Linked DNA regions of Mus musculus: region 2 is linked to region 1. The links are chromatin loops, found by intact Hi-C in ENCODE. Cell type or tissue: gastrocnemius. All regions are shown on one strand.

What was found. Hi-C counts contacts between places; a loop is a spot of excess contacts. Peaks named below come from ENCODE experiments on the same cell type or tissue, not always from the same donor. Only the 100,000 strongest peaks of a DNase experiment are listed, where the experiment ranks them.
Region 2: a loop joins it to region 1, with 2.6 times the contacts of the local background. A loop is called at or near these places in 8 of 42 quality-filtered maps.

Annotation. Positions count from the first base shown.
Region 1 is chr6:24,624,258-24,632,257 of GRCm38, reverse strand. It overlaps Wasl (WASP like actin nucleation promoting factor), which reads left to right. Exons shown (of 11, transcript NM_028459.2): 5 at 2,310-2,333; 6 at 5,396-5,564; 7 at 7,162-7,204; 8 at 7,869-8,000. Among named protein-coding and RNA genes, the nearest start is that of Lmod2, 30 kb to the right of the region's middle. In gastrocnemius, a CTCF peak has its summit at 4,401 (motif pointing right); a DNase peak (open chromatin) is centred at 4,408; H3K27ac peaks cover 899 bases.
Region 2 is chr6:24,564,395-24,572,394 of GRCm38, reverse strand. It overlaps Asb15 (ankyrin repeat and SOCS box-containing 15), which reads right to left. Exons shown (of 10, transcript NM_080847.3): 7 at 7,978-8,000; 8 at 5,906-6,476; 9 at 5,120-5,273; 10 at 1-1,776. The coding sequence ends at 1,619. Among named protein-coding and RNA genes, the nearest start is that of Lmod2, 29 kb to the left of the region's middle. In gastrocnemius, a CTCF peak has its summit at 3,239; a DNase peak (open chromatin) is centred at 7,308; H3K4me3 peaks cover 1,745 bases; H3K27ac peaks cover 3,259 bases.

The sequences.
Region 1 (8,000 bases):
TGCTATGCTCTGAATACTAGATCCTCACTGGGACTCCTCCCGCTCTTCCTCTCTCAGTCTCTCATTTTCTCCCTCTCCCTCTCCCCCTCCCCCATCCCCTCCCCTGATGCCCACAGTGTGTGTGTGCTCAAGTAGGTCTGGTGTGTAGAGGCATGAAAGTGGTGTCATGTGATCTTGTGTTTCATCCTTGATTGCTGTTCTATATTGAGTCAGGGTCTCTGGTTGAAGCTAGAGGCAGCCAATTGTGGCTCATGCAGCTAGCCTGCTTATTCTGGGCTTCCCTGCCTGCCACCTGCAAAGCCCTCCATGAGTTCTGGAATCCTAACTCTGGGCCTCACACTTGCCAGGCAAGCACCATTGTCCACTGTGGCATCTCTCTGAGTCTTGAGAGTTGTTTCTAGTGACAATTTGTGATGGTTATCTAGTGGATTTTTGTGAGATCCATTAGAATAAGTGACATTTTTGAAGTGAAAAGGAATTGAAAACAGTTGTTTAAAGTAATTTATTTGAAACAGTTAAGTTTACGATAACTTTTATGTAGTGTAGGAATTCCCCCCTGCATATAGTGGCTGTCTATACTTTTAGGTAAAGTGTTTCAGTTGCACAGAGAACATGGCCTTAAGAATACAGCCGAGATGGTCACTGTTGGCTGGCTCTTCATACTCTGTCAAACCCTGTCTCCTCCTTTTTTATTCAATTTTTTTTTACCTTAGCCACATGACTAGCTAGTAACAGATTGACCTGATATCTTCCCGTCACTATAGACCATCTGTAACCTTTTCTCTCTCCAAGGCTGTCTCTTTAGTGTTACTGGGTCCATGTTTTTGTAGTTCTGAAATTCAGTTATAGATTTAATTTTCCTGAGTTCTATGTCGTTTTCAGTAGGGATGTGAACACTGCGCTCCTCATTGTAGGGTGAGTGCTCCTATGCTGCTAAGACATCCCACATTCTACATATTAATTAACACTGTCTGTTAACATTGCTAGCAGGTGTCTCACAGGAGCCTCAGATTCTTTTTCAGCCAAACTTTGCTGATTTTTTTCACTTAAATGACTTCCAACCGAGGATATATGTCTTCAGAAATTGCTCTAAAAACTTTTATTTATCTCAGTGGATTTTATATTTAAGGGATAACTTTGCATGCAGAGATTAATGTCACTATGAAAACTATAGATTGATAGTGTAGAAATTGCTTCCTTTAAATGATCATAGTGTTGCTACATCTGATTACAAGATGGAATGTTACATCTATGTATTCCATTGGTAGGATTTTTAATTTAACCACCAATTTTAAGCGTTACAATGTGGTTTGTTATTTATAAGCTGATAGTTTTAATGCACTAGTCACTAATATTTCTCTTATAATTTCAGAAAAGTCTATATTAGAAAAATATGTGAAAATTATATTTGTTTAAAATTCTTTAAACCAGCCAATCATGGCTGTGCATGCCTATAATCTAAGCACTTGGGAGGCAGATGTAGGAGAGTTCTATGACTTTGTTGGTCAGCCTGACCAACGTAGACATTTCTCGGTCAGACAGTGCTAACTAACCCTGAAAACCGGCCTCCAACAAACAAAAAATTGTTGAAGTTTGCTTTGGGAGAAGTGTCATTGTCTCTTGCATTATTCAGTGATTTCATTTTAGACCTGTGTGTGTGTGTGCGTGTGTGTGTGTGTGTGTGTGTGTGTGTGTGTGTGTGTACCCCTCAAATGCCCCTTAATTTTACCTGTCTCTCCCCATATTCCCTCCCACTACCCTTCCCATCCCCACTGGATCCTCCCAGAAAACCCTACCCATCCATTCATAAATATTTATTCTATTTTCCTTTTCTAATAAGATCTCTCTGTTCACGTGTTAGTCCCTTACTCAGGAGCTACCCTCTGGTTCTTTGTATAAACCGTGGCTTGGTTGTCATTAACAGCTACTCTCACAGAGCATTAGTTTCTTAGGCTGCTGTCTATCTCTGCACACAGTACTTTGAGTGTAGATTCTATCATGTCACTGTCCTCCCACCTCAGGACTACTCCAGGTCACAGCCTTCCATGTGACAAATCCCTGATAAACTTGTTAACCAGCTCCTTTCCCTGTGTCCTCGACTCCGGTCTTTATGGCATCCCTCATACATACTGAATAAGTTTTTTTCTTTTATTTGGATGTCTTCATACTTATCTTTTTCAGAAAGATCCCTTAATCATCTACACATTACCTCAAGAGTAAGAGTTTAAATGAAGTATATTATAAAGATTTTACTTTTGTTAGATATATATGTCTGCTTTTAATGCTGGTTTTATTTTTAATTCTAACAGAAAAAAGACGAGATGCTCCAAATGGTAAGTTTTTGATGATTATTCACAAATTTTTTTAAATTACAATTTAATTCTTATAGAAATATGTTTATGTATTAATACTTAATGGTTATGATAAAAAATAGACTAATTTGTTCTTATTTTCAATTGTGGAATGATAGGCAAAACTTAGAAATGTACTGTTCTTAATTTGTTTCCTAACATGAAGCAAAGGTGTAGTGTGAAGGTGGGTATTATTATTCTCTATGTACTCTCAAGTTTGTTGTTTAGAATCGGCATGTGCTTGAGTCTTTCTGAAAGGTATTCTGTTTTATTTGGTGTATATGTTCATTTCTTTTCAAGATTTTAAAACACTTTCTTTGTAACATAATTTTAATATTTGTCATGTGTTACATGACACACTTTTTAAAATGAGAATTTAAGCATGAAAATGTGTTTAGTGCTAACTGTACTTGCATACAACCCCTCTTGAGTTTGGTAATGAACTCTTTAATGTGATGAATAAATTCTGCTTTCCTCCTACTCCATGTGTTTTTTTCTGGAGAGAGGACCCATCGCTTTTATCACATTTGAATGTGAGCCTTGTAAATTCCGATTGCTTCAAGAACCTTAATCATAAGAGGGCATGTAGTTGCTGATTTTTAAATGCATCCCAAATCTTCCCTCAGAACTTAAAAAGATTATTCAGGGAAATTTGTATAATACAAAGTTTTTAATGTAGAATGACTGTTGGTAATTATTGAGGTCTGTGCTCTTTACACAAAAATGGATTGCTTTTCAATTTTGAGCTTAAGTCTATTTTCCAGATACAAAAGATGAACCACAGACAGATGTATTATTATTTAGCCTTTTAATTTTTTAATGAGTAATTGCCTTCAATATTGTTTATTCTGTACCAAAGTTTGATATATTTGTCTTTTGCGTGAAAATATTACTAATAATAACTTACAGGGCTATTGGGGGATATAAAAGATAATCAAAATGCTTAGCATAATGATCAATAAACGTTAAATTATTGTCATTTACCACCTGCCAGGCATTGTTCAATAATCTTTTGAAGTAGCTCCTGTTTTACTCCTGGGTAATAGATGAAAAAAATAGGCATATATAAATAAATTGTTTCACTATTAAGATTGGGGGAAAGTTCTTCCCCAAGTGGCCTGACTCATGAGTAGGCCATAGTCACTGTTATGTTAGATGACTAAAGGAGAGCCCAGCTTAGAAGAGAATGAGTAACACATCTCAAGATAGGAATCTGGTATGTGGCAGAGGCGAAAGAAACAGCTGAGCCCTGAACTGTTCATCTATGAGCCTTTAATGCAGTTTAGAAGTTTCTCTTAGTAGATGTCAGTATTGTAATGTTGGGATGTTCCTGTGTTGTGTTTGGTATGCACATATTGAGTACTAGTTGTAAAGGCCTTGGGGGGGGGGCATCTAATTTTGAAAAAATAACTTGAAATATTAATAGATGCGTGAATCATATAATTAAAAAATTTGGAAACATATTTCAATATGCCCAACATTTATTTGTAAATAGGCACCTAGTTGCTGTGATACAGTTTGAATATTCCTACTGAGTTACTCACAATTTTCACGTCTTTCTTAGATTGTTCTTGGGTAGGTGAGTTGGTGGTTGTTTTTGAGACTGTCTGTTTACACAGCCCTGACTTTTCTAGAATTTACTTGTAGATCAGGTTGGCCATGAACTCACAGTGAACCACTTGCCTCTGCCTCTGCCTCCTGAGTGTTGCCATTAAAGGCTGCTTAAGTTTTTAGTTTTATAGTTTTAGCCTTTGGTGTAGTAGTACTAACTTATTTTTATTAAATAAATGAGGAAGGTTTTTTGTTTCTATTTTTTCATAGTACTGTTAAAGGGCAAAATCATGCTGCTAGTATTGCCAATATATTCGTCCTTTTCAACTTATAAAGATATATAGTATACCAACATATCACATATATAGTAGTGAGTGATGAGGTGCATTGTGGGAGTTTTCTTTTTGGCTTTTTTAGTCCAGCAAGTTTTGCTCTCTCCATTGTAGAGAGCAATAGCTTTGATATTTTAGCTTTACTGCGTTTTGAAGTGTCACCACTAGGTGGCAGTGGATACCTTACCAATGGTTTGCTCTGTTAGCTTATCAAATCTTTTTAAAAAAACACTTTATGGGCTGGGGAGATAGCTCAGTGGGTAAGAGCATAAACTGCTCTTCCGAAGGTCCCAAGTTCAAATCCCAGCAACCACCCATAATGAGATCTGATGCCCTCTTTTGGAGCGAGCGGAGCCAATCGGAGCAAGTCCTAAATTCAATTCCTAACAACCACATGAAGGCTTACAGCCATCTGTACAGCTACAGTGTACTCATATACATAAAATAAATAAATAAATCTCTAAAAAAAGATTCAAACCAATGCAAAAGTCTCAGCTTTGATTCCTATCACTAGTAGTGATATTTTGAAACATTTTGAAAATTGTCATTAATGTAATGAACTCAAAGGAAACTTGGCCTGAGAGAAGAACTTGTCAGAGAATTGTATATTAAAGAATGTGTTGACAAAGTTCAGGAGATGATAAGAATTTTTAAGTTGAATGTGTTGTAGAATGCATCATTCAGTTTCACTCCTAGAGATATTACTAACATTCTCTAAAGTCCTTAGGTGCTCTTACCATTCGATCTTTGCAGTTCTCAGTGTTAGAATTTCTTGCACTTTAAATATTTTTATATAATTAAAGGCTTTGTGCCTTCAGATAGCCAACTTTCATATATACTCTTGGGAAAAGATTAGAGGACTTAAGTCTGGCAATTTGGGGGGGAGTGTTAGCAAAAAAATTTTATAGCTTTTTAAATAAATTATAGGTAAATAGGTTGAAATATAGCTTTTCTGCTATATATATCATTTTATCAGAATTACAATAAAAAACAACAAAGGATCACTTTAGTTAAGTTTTATATATAGATCAGTGTACTTTATAAGATTTAATATTAAGTTGTAAGTAAGCAGCCATAGGTTAAGTAAGTTATAAGTTATGATTCCATAAAATTATTTTCATAAATTATATGCCTCTCATACCATTTTGACTCTCTTTGTAGGTCCCAATCTACCCATGGCTACAGTTGACATAAAAAATCCAGAAATCACAACAAATAGATTTTATGGTTCACAAGTCAACAACATCTCCCACACCAAAGAAAAGAAGAAAGGAAAAGCTAAAAAGAAGAGATTAACCAAGGCAGATATTGGAACACCAAGTAATTTCCAGTAAGACTCATCTTTTGTGTTCTCATCATTTAAAAAAAAAAAGTAAAAAAACTGATCTTGCTATACTGCCTAGGCTGGCCTTGTGTTTGGGATCCTCGGCCTCAGCTTTCAGAGCAGTATGTGGGATTACAGGTGTGCACTACTGCACCCAGCTTGATCTTCATTCTTTTTGTGTACTCTGGACTGCTCTGAATTTTTAGCTTCTTATACAATTTTGGTTTAAGAGGTTCTTGTTGTTTGGAGCTAAGATGAAAGGATGGGCTATCCGGAGACTACCCCACGTGGGGATCCATCCCATAATCAGCCACCAAACCCAGACACTATTGCATATGCCAGAAAGATTTTGCTGAAGGGACTCTGTTATAGCTGTCTCGTATGAGGCTATGCCAGTACCTGGCAAATACAGAAGTGGATGCTCACAGTCATCTATAAGATGGAACACAGGGCCCCCAATGGAGGAGCTAGAGAAAGCACCCAAGGAGCTAAAGGGGTCTGCAACCCTGTAGGTGGAACAACAATATGAACTAATCAGTAACCCCAGAGCTTGTGTCTCTAGCTGCATATGTAGCAGAAGATGGCCTAGTAGGCCATCACTGGGAAGAGAGAACCCTTGGTATTGCAAACTTTATATGCCCCAGTACAGGGGAATAACAGGGCCAAGAAGTGGGAGTGGGTGGGTAGGGGAGCAGGGTAGTAGAGGGAGAGTATAGGCAACTTTCAGGATAGCATTTGAAATGTATATAAAGAAAATATCTAATAAAAAAACGAGGTTCTTTGTTTTCTGTTGTTGTGGTAGAAGAGTCAACATAAAAACAACTTACAGGAGTAAGTTTATTTTGGTTTCTTTTCTAGAGAGGAGGTCAGCCATCGTGATGGAGAAGCTTGGCTATAGGAGTATGAGAGCCGCCTGGCATTGGGATGCAGAGAGAACAGGAAGTGGGGGTGGGCTATAAAACAGTCTGTCACCAGAGATACATGCTCCTAGCAAGGCTCTACCTCATAAAGGTTCTGCCACCTTCCCAATGACACCACCAGCTAGGAACAGAGTGTTCCAATACATGAACCTATGGGGAACATATATCCAAAATATGGGAACCATGTATATGTTCATCTGTTTTGGGAATTTGGTGGGGTTTTTGTGTTATTGTTGTTGTTTCTATTTTGCACAGAGAGAATGAATGGATTAGGAAAAAGTAAGAACTCCAAAGGAGCTGGCTTCCAGGGAAGAACACCCATGTGTAGTCCTTTCTAATGGTTGGAGACATCTTGAGACAGTTGTATCTTCTGGGTCACCCAAGCTGGCCTAGAATTCCAAGTCTGTAGGCATATGTATACAACAAGCCAGTCTTGTGTCATAAATCTGACAGTTTACTTTTCTATCTGAAAAAATTAGATGTAATTATTTTTTTATTTAATTCTTGAAAATAAAGGGATTTTTTTTCCACTTTGATGTATAATCAGCAGGAGGATACCTGTAAGACTTGTCTAGAAGCAAAAGAAATTGAGCTGTATGCAGCACATCTCAAGTATCTTTATGCATTATTTCACAAGCCCTTGTCTGCATTTGTTTTCTAATTTTATCTGTTTTCCATGTTAGGCACATTGGGCATGTTGGATGGGATCCAAATACAGGTTTTGATGTAAGTATCTTTTTAAGCTATATTTCCTATTGCTCAAAATATATAGGAATGCTATGGCTTATCTTGGACTTTTTTATTTACAGTTTTTAAAATATTGCTTATTAGAATTTGAATGTGCTATATGCTGCTGAGGTTTGAATTCATAGTATTGTTCTGTCATAGTTGCTAAGTCCTTTAAGGGAAAATTTTTGTATTCCTTCATTTTCTGCTTTGAATGCATAGAGAAAAAAGTGATTTTTCTTTTTTTTTTTTTAAGTAATGATCTCAGAAGAATATCAAATTTTGGAAAAATAAGTACAAATTCTTAGTATCTAGTTATAAAATAACCCAGTTTGTTTCTAAACTGAGATTAAACTTTGAGGTACTACCAAGGACCTCTGGGCACAGCAAAGAGGTGGAATAGATGAACACAAGAACTGGTATTGAGTGGGTTAATAAAAATATGAATAGAATGCCCTCTTTGACAGCGTGGAAGAGAGATGAAATACAATAGAAAATCTCTCATGTTTATCTTTCATAATAGAAAATTTAGTGTTAGCATTTAAATCACATAACCATTTTAAAAGTCTGAGTTTAATTTCAGAAGGACACAGGTAAATTATAAGTTTTGCCATGATTGTTTTGAACACAATTGCCTACTTAGAAGTTGTTTTATCTGTTGTAGCTAAATAATTTGGATCCAGAATTAAAGAATCTTTTTGATATGTGTGGGATCTCTGAGGCCCAGCTTAAAGACAGAGAAACATCAAAAGTTATTTATGACTTTATTGAAAAAACAGGAGGTGTAGAAGCTGTT
Region 2 (8,000 bases), 60 kb after region 1:
GTCAGTGAAGAGATAATAGCATGGTCCATCTTTTCAAAACTAAAGTCAATCCATTTAAATGAGTGAGCTTACCATGTCTTGCTTTCTAGCATTTTAAGGACTAACCCCCTTTAAAACTGAACTGTTGATAACAGGTGGTATCCTTTAGAAAGAGGACCATAATAATAATAATAATAATAATAATAATAATAATAATAAAATGAAAACCTCTGGTCTTATAAAACCATAAAGTCTGGGAATTGCTGTAGAAGATGTGTAGCAATGACGTTGCCAAAAGGGGGAGGGGATATGCAGATAGGCTACAGAGGATATGGGTAGGGCAGTTAAAGCGTGGAGGTCTTGGGAGAATTTGAGATGTTTATCCCAAAATAATAGGGAGTGATTTTCAGCAAGGGAATGAGCTATATTAAAGTCTCTGAAAGTTCATTCTGAAGTGCTGTGTGTGGACTCTGTAAGGAACTGGGAAAAAGAAAGGCTAGGAGAGCAAGTCGGGGAAGCGGCACTGTATTGTCTCAGTAGGAGGAAGAACACAGTCAGATGTACAGTGGAATTTGTGGGACTGAGCAGGAAACGGTGGATTTAAGAGAGAAACTCGGTGGCATTTGCTGAGTTGGCATGCTGGGTGAGAAAATAGGGGTGGGGGTATGTGTCGAGACTTATGCCAAGTCTTTTTCACTTGGAAACAGAATTGCCTGTGCTAGTACTGAACTGCAGAATGTAAGAGACAAGTGTTTTGTGAAGGAAGGATTTGAGGACGCGTTGAACTACAGATACCTTTATGTTTAGAAATGTATTACGTCAATGTCGAACAGGTCTGAAGCATAGGAGACAAAAAGTTGAACTTCAGCTGTAAACATCATGGTCCCCAGCAGACTGATCACAACCAAGGCTAGTGAATGGAATTTTCCAGAGAACACAGCGTATCAGAAAAGGACAGAGGACCTGTCTCTAGAGGCCTGCAGGAAGAGGAGCAGCCTAGAGAAGCAGAGGCAGGGAGGTTGAGGGGGAGGACGGAGAGGGAAAAGAGCAGCCTATCAGTATGGTAAAACCTGAGGACTAACAGGAAACTGAGTTAGTGCCGCAAGAATCAACAGGAAGGGGAGCGAAAGTTGTTTATAGAATTTAGCCGCAAGGAAGTTGTTAGGGACTGAGCCAAGGAGCGCTGGAGAGGCTGGCTTACAGGGTGAATCTGCATGCATAAATGAGCTCTTCTAGAGCAGGGGTTCTAATAATAGGTAGGGCAGCAGCTGGCATGTTTGTGGGGCAGGGGTGGTGGTGGTGAGAAACTGGTTATTTACCTTTTAAGCCTAGACTCTCAATATTGATATTCAGTTGATAGGGAGAATATGAAGACTCGTAACAACTGAGGACAATCAATAGAAATGAAAATACAGCATATTACTTATCTTAGCAGCCTAAAAGTCTTTAAGAGTGTACATGATCTTCCCATAGGGACACGACATAGCTACGAGATTCTCAGTGGTGTTAAAATACACTTAAGAATACAAAATAAGAATACAAAATGATTCCAGTGACTTCTCTAGGGGAATCACAGTTAAAAAAAAATGCTTTAAGAATCACATTTTAAAATATAATTTTAAAGTTATATTAACTTTAGCTACTGTCCGTAGAGGTCAAACTCTTTAAATAATAAGTATCTTCGCATCGCCGCCGGGAGAGGAAGCATCTGTATGGAGGCTGGCTGGCAGAGTCGCTGCAGTCCCATAACTCGGCGAATTTTTAATCGGCACAGATGCTTTAGGGAGCAAGGATTCTCTAAAATAAACGGGGAAACAAGCAGAAAGTTTAAAAGTCCTATTGGCTTCCCACGCTAGGTACAGATTGTCTCAGAGTAGCACCCTGTGTATCTCTGAAAATATGCACGTTAGCAGCTGATGACGCTGACCTCAATTCACATTTCAATTAAGTCCTCTAGCCCTTGCCTCCCCTCCGGAGCTGCGCTCCACAAGGACAGGGATTCCGTCTGCATCTGGGCCAGGAGCAAGTCTGGCTCCTGATAGGTGTCCAGTTTGTTAAATAAACAAATGGATTGGATGTTAAATAGCAAATGGCGCTACATTTCTCCTTTATTATTTTGTTTTAGAACTAAATATTATATAGATGTATTTCCTTATTTGCTCTCTTTTCTACTATTTTTTCTGATGAATAATTATCACTAATTATTAATAATTAAAACACCACTGGACAATTTCATAAATCATTCACAATTCAATCTGAGGCCTGTGTCCAGTGTCTGCAACACACTAGACACTAACAGTCACTTATCTGGTGATGGGAAGTATACTTTTCAACCTCTTACTCTTTATTAGGATTATAACACTGATGTTTTATGCCAACAAAAAGAACCCATGAAGGGGCAGCATAGAACAAGGACACAAGTAAACACTGGCTCTGGATTCAGTCAGCTGGGATTAACACCCTGCCTGTGTTACTTTGTGTGACCTTGCACAGGACCTTAACTCCTATAATTAGTATTCTTGTTTACGTAAGGTGGGTAACAATAGTGCCTACTTCATAGGATTGTCTGAAGGCTAAATAGTTCATATAAATTACTAGGAAAACCTTTGACACACTGGGCTATAACATTCAATAAATGTTGGGGGACAGGGGCAGCTCAGTAGCTAATATGTTTGCTCTTCAAGAGTTCATTAGGGAGGCAGAAACAGGAAGTTACTGGAAGCTCACTGGCCAGCTAGACTACCTAATCAGAACCTCCCCTCCAACTCCAAGGAATGACACCTGACGTTCACTTCTGGCCTACACACGTACATACACATTCACTTGACCTGCTACACTCATATGTACACAAACACAAACACAAATACAACAACAAGAAACATTAGAGACTGTTCACTTCAATGATGAAAGTGATCACCTTTTGCTACATTCGATTATAATATTTCAAACTACATTATTTTAATGTTAAAACAAAGTTATCCTTGGTGGCATGTACCTATAATCCCCACATTTGGAGGGCAAGGCAGGAAGGTCATAGGTTTGAGGTCAGCCTGGATACAGAGAGAATTTCAGACTAGCCTGGGCTGCAGAGCAAAACCCCATCTCAAAAAATAAGTTAGGCCATTTTCTACAAACATGAGGCAAAAAGATCATGATCAAAATACGTACCTTCCCACGTTCTATAAGATTGCAATTTTATTTTGTGCCTTAACAAACAAACCACCTTGCCTAGAGCTAGGAGAACCCTGACATCCAGTGGCTTACAAGGCTCACAGCAACCAGCTATCAAGCTGCTGCAGAAAAAAAACACTGAAATCACAGAAAAGCGTCCTAACTTCACTCTTGCCTGGGGTGTCTTTCAAAATCCACCACAACTAGAATTTCATTTACAGAGGTTCACGTAGATCATTACTTCTCAGTTCCTAGAAAAACTTGCGCTACTTATATAACAGCAGTTACTGCAGAGAAAGCCACTGTTATGGAGTAAGACACACAAGGCTCAACCCCTGGCTCTGGGGTTATGCCCAGAACTTTGGAGAATTAACTTATTTGTACTTTAGTGGTGTTTCAGACAAACCGTTTAAGGCTTTTGGTTTTGAAAATTTAAAACATGGGACTAACTAACTACATACACACATAGTTCCAATGCACTTGGCAGTATCAAGTAGACGACCATCTTCGCCTACATCACAGGTTATGAAATAGAGCTTCGTCAGCCACAGAAGATGGTTGCACAGCCTCCCAACCTTCATTCTTCCTTCTCCCATAAGCCACCATGGTTCTCACTTGTTCAGCAATCAGCCCTTTCGAAGTCTCATCATCTAAGTGATCTGTCCCTACATTAATTATAGGACCGACAAAAAATGTGAACTTGGCCCCCCAATGCTGGGATTACAGGCATATGCCTTTGTGTTAGTAGTCAAAGAAGGTTAATTTAAAATTTATAATCAAGTATAACAAAATGTGGTCACTTTTAACATTGAAGCGAATAGCCCCTAATGTTTCATTTTGCTGGGCTTGCGTGTGTGTGCCACATGAGTGCGGCAGTGAAGTGAGTGAGTGTGTGCATGTGCAGGTCAGCAGTCAACAACAGATGTCATGGTCTGGGGTTCTCCTTTGGCTAGAGGGTTAAAAAGTTACGGGATATTGTCTGAATATTATATGATCTTTAAGTTCTTCCTCTATTCATTTTTATCATGTCAATTAATTATTAAAGAGCCCACATTTCTATGTTTTCCCATGGTTGGAATGTATTGCCAGGATGTAGCTCCATTTCCTGTTGTCTCTTCTGTTCTGTGAAAGCTGGTAGCTGAATCCAGAGATTGATCCTACTTATGTCTGATCTCTGGCAAATTTCTCTTCTCTGGGACCTCCACCATATGATACTGGCAATAGCCAAGGTATAACAAACACACCCATTTGTTTATTCAGGGTATAAAATGATAGTTATATGAATTTGTATATATTATTTGCGACACTTCATAAAGAGTTTTTTCATTTTGTTTTGTTTTGTTTGTTTGTTTGTTTGTTTGTTTTTGTTTTTGCTCATCTATTTCTGGTTACTTGTGACATGTTTCACATAAACAAGGCAGAAAAATGGCTTACGTGTTTCTAACAAATTTCAAGATAAGTTGATTTTTTTTATAAACTCTTTGAAATGATCAGGTTTTAAGGCATCATATATTTAGACATTTTGGACACATTAGTGTTACTCATTGAAACAACTGAGTTTTTGAAACTTGAATGGTCCTGTTTGGCCCCTGAGAGTCTCTTTAGGATGGCTCTGGGACGCCTCTGACCCAGTTCTGATGGCCACTGAGTTTCGTGGCTGCCTGATCTGGGCAGAAGCTCCAGGTTCATTCTTACAAATTTCCTCCCTCAGATCTGGAACCATCACTTAGTATTTCTTTTTGTAGGAACTGACATTTCCATACCAAGTTTTCTGTGTGAGAAGGATGTTCAGAGCTGGTATTGTCATTGCTAATTGTAAGCTTCTTTGAGAATAGAAAAACACACTCATATTAACATTCACACCAACACACACACAGAGACACACAGACACACAGACACACAGACACACACACACACACACACACACTAAGCAAATAAAATTTAAAGTAAAGGAAATATCTGTTTTTACCTATTATTTGGCGTATTTCTGGCCATTCTCTCTGTACTTCTAGCACAGACTTCAGTTTTGCACACAGAGGGACGTAATCCATGTAATCTATCAGTATGCGGACAATGCCGCCCACCAGGTGCTTCATCCACGGAACTGTAATAAACTCACAGAACTGAGAAAAATGATAACAGTTAATTCAGTGGTATTTTAATGTATCATATGCATGACCAGTACTATATGAAAAGTTACTCCTTGTCCTTTTACAAGAAAGAAACTATTCATGATTATGATTAAAAAATGAAAAAGCAATGCCATTTGAACTATTGTTACTTTGAACTAATAGTACTAGATGCACTTTCATGCTTCTGTTGGGATCACAGTGAACATGACCTTGATGATTTTTTTCTCTCTATTCCTAATACTCCACCAAGTGGGCACAGGTGAATGATTGCATTTTAAAATTATTTGACACTGTGTTTCTAACTCAAGAAAAGAAGTAGCCTTGATTCCTGGGCCTCTTTATGCTTAGTTGTCTACAGTAATAAGAAGACAGAGAAGCATATAAATCAACATTTACTTTCTTTGCTCTAACATCCTTAAATGTAATGACATTTTATGGGTCTCACTAGAGACAGCTACATCTGGGTCCTTTCAGCAAAATCTTGCTAATGTATAAGCAACATACTCTTGATCAAATTTGGCAGTCAATGAATAAATCAAAAGGGTTAAGAATATCAAAATGTCAAGATTCCTGAGAAAAATTAGTTGAGGTACTGATCTGAAAGAAGAAGGAAAGGAACTCACCGGATTATCTTTTATTATGCATGATGTCCACCCTGGCAGTCCCTCCTCCTCAGTCTCTGACCACACAAATGAATTCCCAAAGATGTTTCCGTGCATGCAGTCAAAACATAGCTCCACTTGGTAACCATTATTCAGCAGGAGCCTCAGCATAATCTCATCATTTAGGGCATACTGAATGGCACTGGGGAAGCGAGTGTCATTCACATGCATAAAATAACAATTGACGTTAGCCCCATAGGAGAGAAGCAGCCGGACGATTTCATGTCGATTGGCCCTCACCGCCACAAGGAGACAGTTGAGGGGATCCAAGTTGGGGTCTGCACCTGCAGCCAGAAGGACTTCTGTGCAGTGGATATCATTATTGGAGACGGCGAAGTATAGCGCAGTCTTTCTCTCATCATCGTAACTCTGGGAAATGTGGTCGGCAAGCAGGGCATTAACATCAAAACCATTCTCAATGAGCAATTCAAGGCACTGGGCGTTTTGTCCCTCTGCTGCTGAGTGAATTGGAGTGAGGCCGCTTTTCTGAATTGCATGTTTGGATGTTACTGGGATAAGGTATTTCAGAGCACTAGAGGAAAAATGAAACCTTTTTAAATACCCCCATTGCATAAAGAACATCAAATAGCTAAATAAAACTTTCTCATTGGACAAGTGAATTCACTTTGTTCAGTTTTCCATATTTCCTCTACATGACTTTGTGAGACTTATTTAGCCTTTGTGAGCCAAGAGACTCCTGTTTAATTTACTGTGATTTAGTTGAGTTCTGATTTAGTTTCCCATGCTAAAAATTCCCAAGGAACACCCTGGATCTTCCATGTTTGTAAATCAATGGATGTGATGGCAAAATTGCCAAAGAGAGTCATCGCCTGTGATGGCGTAGAAGCACACTGCATATTCCTAACCATTAGAAACCATGCAATCTTGGCAAATGACCTGCACAGTATAAGCAGAACCCTTTCATTTAAAGATGAACAACATAAAGGCTGAAGGAGGAACAGGACTTGTCCAAGGTCCTATGTTCCATGTGAAAGGAAGGGATGGCATTTTAATCTTTTGATTCTTATTAATTCTTTTTATTTCATTGATTCTTAAGCCATCTACTAAAATTGCCCATGCACGTTATGTCTCCTGCATAGCTCACGATGAATACTTAGTGAAAAGCAGAATCTTCAGTATTCTATCAAACTTGAATCCATCCAGATGAAATAATTGTTCCTAGCTCATGTTTCTAAATACATGTGATGAATGCTTGTGAATTTCACACTTCACTAACCATGTAGACACTCAGGAGAGCCACAACCAATGATAACTTGATCTCCTGTGCCTAATTCAGAGCTATCATGTGTGAATTTATGAACACTGGGAGTAAATCCAGGTAAACTTTAACAACATGTCACTTCACATCAATTATGCGTCACTGGTCCCTTAACTATGCCAGTGTGGCTACCAGAAATAAGAAAGCCAAGCTGACTCAAAGTTTTTGAACTTGTGTCATAATTTTAATTTCTTAAAACCACTTCCTCTTAGTGGGTAGTATAATGTTGTGATTCTAGGCTTCTATGGCTGTGTTGCTTATAACATTTTGCTGTTGAAAAATTCCACTCAATCTAAGTTACAACGAATCGTTTCTATTTACCAATATATTCACCATTATAGTATTGTATACATCCTGCAATGCTAGGAAGTAACTGAAGTACAACACAGTAGCATTACAAATTCTAACATTCAGTCAATGGCAAAATGTTCAGAGACTTTGTAGTCATTTGTTGGACTTTTTTTTTTTTTGTTTAATACAGAAATGCCAGTTGGTGAAGAAGAAATCTATTACAACTTTATTCCTCTACATGAATACTTTTTATATAAAGAATATTATAAATGCATTCTTGGAAAATCAAGAGTATATAATGTAAGGGGGAAAGCTATGAAATCATTTCCAAGCATTGAAATAAAAAAATATGTGTGGCTATTTCCCTTTGAGATTTGGGGAATATCATATAACAAGAGATTGTACTGTACACACGCCTTAGTGTTTTTATAACTTAAAGCGATCACCTTAATATCTTACTTACAGATAATGTCCCTCATAGGCAGC